Regions from separate parts of the Homo sapiens genome. Here region 1 is linked to region 2. Evidence: chromatin loops called from intact Hi-C (ENCODE). Cell type or tissue: Calu3. All regions are shown on one strand. Links, peaks and the distances in the headings refer to the core of each region. The heading gives the core; the rest is flanking DNA.

Region 1 (2,818 bases), core at 127-2,626, 72 kb after region 2:
ATTTAGGATTTTCAGGAATGAAGGTTGATTCTTTATAAACCAAATTTGATTTTGTGAGGTTTTGCAGAATTTAATTTTACTTGGCTAAATATGACTCATTATATGGTCACAGTTTTTTCAGTGATTAATTTGGTAAGAAATATTTTGTTTTCCTTCTTGGCATTATCATGAGTTATGGCTTCCTGTACACATTCCTGCCATTTTAGCTGTGTACTTTTTCTTTGAAGCTGCCATATGTTAACAACCCAAGAGAGATGGTATTTACTGGAGAGATCATCACTTGTTGCTAATTTGATTTTTCAGATTCTCTGAGCTCTTATAAAAGAGAGAGAGCATGCTGATGAATGTTTTCCTGCCCTGACTGCTTTGAGGAGCTAGTGTTTGCTGCCCTGGGCCCTTAGTCCTGTTATGTTTTGGACTTGGGGATGGCCACTGTGTCTAATCCACTTTCCATTGAGGCTTTTCTGTAACTGGGGAGGGCTGGATCACTGTAGGGGTGGACAACCCTGAGTGAATGCACTGCAATTTAATATTTATGGCCGGTACAGAAACCATCAAGAATTGCTTAAGGATTTACTGACTTGGCATCATCAAAAATTTATGAGGCAGGTATGCTCATATTCCACAAGCCTGCATAGTCATAGAATGTCGTTTTATTTTTCTTTTGACATTATGCTTTCTGGAGTCTTAATAACTCATTAACAACTGATGACACACTTTGCTTTTTGGTTTAATTATAACCAAATTTTATTTGCCAAAATGATGTTTAATTTTTGGTGTATTAACCCATTATGAATATCTCTCTTTTCCTATGTTTACTATGACTGCTTTACATTTCCAGTCTCCCCAAATCTGATATTTTCCTTCCCCAAGAAAGAACCAAATACAATTATATTACGATTGCATGGTCTGTCTGGTTTGGACAGGGTGACTGAAATCTTGGGCTTCTTTTTAACTCTGAATTGGATCCAGCATTCTACTTTGCTTCGTATGTACCAATCTTGTTGGGTGAGACATATACATTGGAATTTGGCAAGTGTTTGTATACCCTTCACCCAACTCCACTGTTTTCAGAGACTGAGTAACAGTAGTGGCTGGATGCCAACTTCATGTCTGCCCTGAGAAGGTCACCAAACACGGACATTCCCCCGTGGTCTGGAATCCTGCAAATCTGTCAGCCTTTGGAAGTGAAGTGATTCTCCCCTAAAGATTATAGAGAAATTCTCTGAAGTCAAAGCTGATGAAATGTCTGGAGTTACTCTAGGATAAAATTTTAATTTATTTCAAAAAATACCTTTAGCATAAAATAAAATTTTTGAAATGAATGAAAAATGTTTATCATGCAACTTCTATAACAGAGCCCCTGGTTGCATTTTTTTGCATTATCTTCTGTGCTTGCAGTACAGGAAAGCTTTTTACACACTTGTACTGAGAAAGAGGATGCAATTTTACATCCTCTGTCTGTCCTTAACCTTATAGGACAATAGTGAGAGCATGGCACCAGTTAATCCTCGTAACTGTAGTTTGAGACAAATTTATCATTCCCAATCTACCAATGTGTGAAACTGAGGCTCAGTGAATTAACAGAGTGGCTCAAGTTTCTGTATATGGGAAGTAAAGAACTGGAATGAGACTCATCTGTCTCACTTCAGAGCCATACTCTTCATTATACACTTCTGTGTCCCTGGTTGCATTATAATATTCCAATTTATTATTTTTTATGTACATAACAGTCCAAGGATCAATATACTGTGACTTACTTAACTACCTCCTTATTCTGAGGTGTTTAATGATTATTTCATGAATTTTTTCTGAAGATAAAGTGCCAAGATTGGGATTAATGACCCAAAGAATGCAGTCATTTTTATGGCTTCATACATACTGCAGATTGATTTGCAGGTTATAGCAATTTAATTGATACTACCAATCCATCCTTTCTAATAATAAGCATTATTTTTTAAAAGATTATTAGTATAATAACAGAGTGGTATTTAATTCATGCCTTGTTTTTGCATATCTTTGACTAATACATTCAACTTGTTTTTTTGTGCCTTTATAAGTTTTTTTTGAGACAGGGTCTCACTCTGTCACCTAGGCTGGAGTGCAGTGGCATTATCTCGGCTCACTGCAACCTCCACCTCCTGGGCTCAAGCAATCCTCCCATCTCAGTCTTCCGAGTAGCTGGAAGTACAGGCATGTGCCACCATGGCCTGGCTTGGTAGAGACGGGATTATGCCATGTTGCCTAGAGTGGTCTCGAACTCCTGGGCTCAAGTGATCCACCTGCCGTGGCTTCCAAAAGTGTTGGGATTACAGAGTGAGCCACCATGCCCGGCCTACTTTTTTTCATTGTGTGTTTCACTCACGTCCGTGTGAAGAGACACCAAACAGGCTTTGTGTGAGCAACGAGGCTGTTTATTTCACCTGGGTGCAGGCAGGCTGAGTCTGAAAAGAGAGTCAGCGAAGGGAGATAGGGGTGGGGCTGTTTTATAAGATTTGGGTAGGTAAAGGAAAATTACAGTCAAAGGGGGGTTGTTCTCTGGCGGGCAGGAGTGGGGGGGTCACAAGGTGCTCAGTGGGGGAGCTTTTGAGCCAGGATGAGCCAGGAGAAGGAATTTCACCAGATAATGTCATCTGTTAAGGCAGGAACAGGCCATTTTCACTTCTTTTGTGGTGGAATGTCATCAGTTAAGGCAGGAACTGGCCATCTGGATGTGTACGTGCAGGTCACAGGGGATATGATAGTTTAGCTTGGGCTCAGAGGCCTGACATTCCTGTCTTCTTATATTAATAAGAAAAATAAAATGAAATGGTGGTAA
Region 2 (2,818 bases), core at 130-2,629:
CACCTTGGGCTCCTGAAGTGTTGGGATTACAGGCATGAGCCACCATGCCCAGCCCCTTTCTCTTTAATATTGTTGTTCTTCTGTCTTCTGTTCTAGCTTTTCCTCTCTTCTCACTTTGTATCTTCTTTCTCAGTGGTCTCAAATGCTCTGAGTCTTCAGATACTGTTTCTATACTATTTTTTCCCAAATTTCTATCTCTAGCCCTGATTTATCTCCAGAATTCCAATCCACAATTCAGTTTTCTATTGAGCATCTCCCTTATTTTTACTTAATTTAGTATCTTTTTATCCTTAACATTACTATCTCTTTATCCTTGCCTTTTACTAAGTTTGCTATCTTTTAAACTAAATTTACCGTTGTTCTCCCCATTCAGTTCCTTCTCCTATATCCCCAGTCTGAATGACTTTCACTGCCATTTACCCAGTTACCCAAGCAAGGACTCTGAGGCATCTCTGGATCCTCCCTTTCCATCCCTCCCCACAGTCATTGGTCACCAAGTCCTGTTGTGTCCACTGTCTGTCTCTCTCATTTCCACTCACTTGTCTCACCTGCACGTCAGTGCCTTAGTTCTGGTCTTTAACACTTTAAATCTGGATTATTGCAGTGGTCTCCTTGCTGGTATTTCTGATTCCATTATTACCACCTCTCATTCATCTTCCACAAGGCCATGATAGAAGTATTATGTTATGCTCAATGGCTCCCCATTGCTTGCAGGATAAAATTCATGTTGCTTAGCATGACATTAAAAGTCTTCACGATCCAGCCCCTGCCCAGCTGCCCAGCATTTAACTAGACATTACCAGCATCTGCAATAGACACTTACTGAAATATTATATGTTACCCCCATGTTCTGAATGTTTCTAGATTCTATGATCTTGCTCATGCCCCATTGTTGTTACCAACTATTTCCCATTCTTCCAGACTTAGTGAAACAAATATCCTTGCAAAGCTCTGCTCATCAGTCACACTGCCTCTCCCTTGAATGACAGCATACCTTGAATGACTTCACTTCTGCTTAGGTCTTAAATACATCTGTTTTCTTGAATATCTGTTTACTCTGACAGATGATAAGCTCCTTGAGGACAAGACTGTATTATATTTATCTTTCTATTTCTAGAGACTAGAATAGTGTCTGGCCCATAATCTGTATTCTATATTCATTGAATGTGTGAATGTGACACATATGCATATGTAGCTATATATAGGTTCACAAACGTATATGTGAATATCGAGAGAGAGAGAGAGAGAGAGAGAGAGAGAGAGAGAGAGAGAGAGAGACTGACTTCACTTTATTGGGATTCAGTTGCCCTAGAGGAAAATGCTCCTTCAGCTTTTCTTCTGAAATTGCCAGCAAGAAGGAGTTGCACAGAATCTTGACAGAACCTTGGATAGGAGGTCATTTCTGGTCCTTTCTCTTCCACCAACCAGCTGTATATGGCTTGGTGTAGTTATTGAACCTCTCCAAACTCCACTCCCTTCATCAGAAAATGAGGGGGTTAAATTAGATCACTGGTTTCTAAACTAAAGTTATTTATGTATTATTACCGTAACTAGAAAATAATGAGTTGAAATTAACTTTCTGAAATTTTTCTAATGCATATTAACACAATTACCTAGTTGCTAAAATTTTTTTAAAACCTGCCTTTCAGTGTGCCAGCTACCCACTGCTGTTTTCACAGTGACCACCAGGGGGCCATGGTGGCAGGCTGAAGCTCACACAGCCCAGAGCCTGGACAGAAACCGCTCTCACAGGCTCTCCGAGTCAAGGGGTATATATAATATTTTTGAATGAGTGGTGCTTTTCCTGTAGAAATAAAATAGTTGTATCAACATGAACAATGTTAAATACTAATTAATAACTCAAATAAGTGCCTGCTAACCTTTTTGGGATCAAGTATTTATTTATTTTGAGAAGCTGATGAAAGCTATGGACTTCCTCTATTGCAAAACCACGTGTACACATGTACATATATGAAAACTATTGAGTGTATTTTCAGGAGACTCACAGATCTCCTGAGTTATTCGTTCACTCCTTAGAGGGTCTTTGGTTCCCAGGTTAATAAAATTTAGTTTAGGATAAGATTTAAGAAGCTGTAAACATCCAGATACAATCAGATCCTTTATGTTTTATTATTTTTGTTGTCACTTTGTTCTTAAAAATCACAATTTAATTCAGCTTTTGAGAAACACTGTTTAATCCTCTGAACTCGTGTAGAAGAGCACCCTGGGTTATGTTCAGATCCTGCCAGCAGCCAAGAGAGCTTTAACTATCTTCAGGGGTTAACTAGGTTCCTCTGAGGGCAGATATCGGTACTCAAATCATTTGACCCCTCTTCTGTGGGGTCCTCTGGCCCAGTGGATTTGCTTGTTGGAGGAATAACTTTTGTGATATCCTCTTGATTCCTGTGGGAAGTTCATGTATCTTTGCCACAACAAATGGTATATGCTCAGGCCACCCTATAATAGACCCTCTCTGCCCTGCTAGGTCTCTCTAATTCCTTTTTCCCTGGTTTACGGGGCAGCAACACATCAGAAGTGAGTTCCTTAGACAATGCTGCAGCGGACAGTTTGGGTGCCCTGTGTCCCAATCCCTCGGCCTCCCTCCGATTCCCTCCACAACTGGGAACCGTGCTCACAGTCGGCTTTCCACTCAGGCACCCAACAGGTTTATCAGGCCTGTCTGCACAGGTGTTCTCGGAACCTGTGTGAGGAGGGGTGGGGGTGGATAATGCCCCAGCCTACCCAGCCTCTTAGGGAACAGTTCTGAGGCATGCTCCACACTGTTTTTTTTTTTCTTTTCTAGGAGGTTCCTACTACT

Evidence for each region. Hi-C counts contacts between places; a loop is a spot of excess contacts. Peaks named below come from ENCODE experiments on the same cell type or tissue, not always from the same donor. Only the 100,000 strongest peaks of a DNase experiment are listed, where the experiment ranks them.
Region 1: a loop joins it to region 2, with 7 times the contacts of the local background. A loop is called at or near these places in 3 of 110 quality-filtered maps.

Annotation. Positions count from the first base shown.
Region 1 is chr1:231,827,315-231,830,132 of GRCh38, forward strand. All of the region lies in intron 9 of DISC1 (DISC1 scaffold protein), which reads left to right. The region is part of intron 12 of TSNAX-DISC1 (TSNAX-DISC1 readthrough (NMD candidate)); the gene reads left to right. All of the region lies in intron 1 of LOC105373170 (a long non-coding RNA gene), which reads right to left. Among named protein-coding and RNA genes, the nearest start is that of DISC2, 10 kb to the left of the region's middle. In Calu3, for the core only: no CTCF peak of the experiment used is centred there; a DNase peak (open chromatin) is centred at 1,097.
Region 2 is chr1:231,755,287-231,758,104 of GRCh38, forward strand. The region is part of intron 4 of DISC1 (DISC1 scaffold protein); the gene reads left to right. The region is part of intron 8 of TSNAX-DISC1 (TSNAX-DISC1 readthrough (NMD candidate)); the gene reads left to right. Among named protein-coding and RNA genes, the nearest start is that of DISC2, 62 kb to the right of the region's middle. In Calu3, for the core only: a CTCF peak has its summit at 1,687 (motif pointing right); a DNase peak (open chromatin) is centred at 1,705.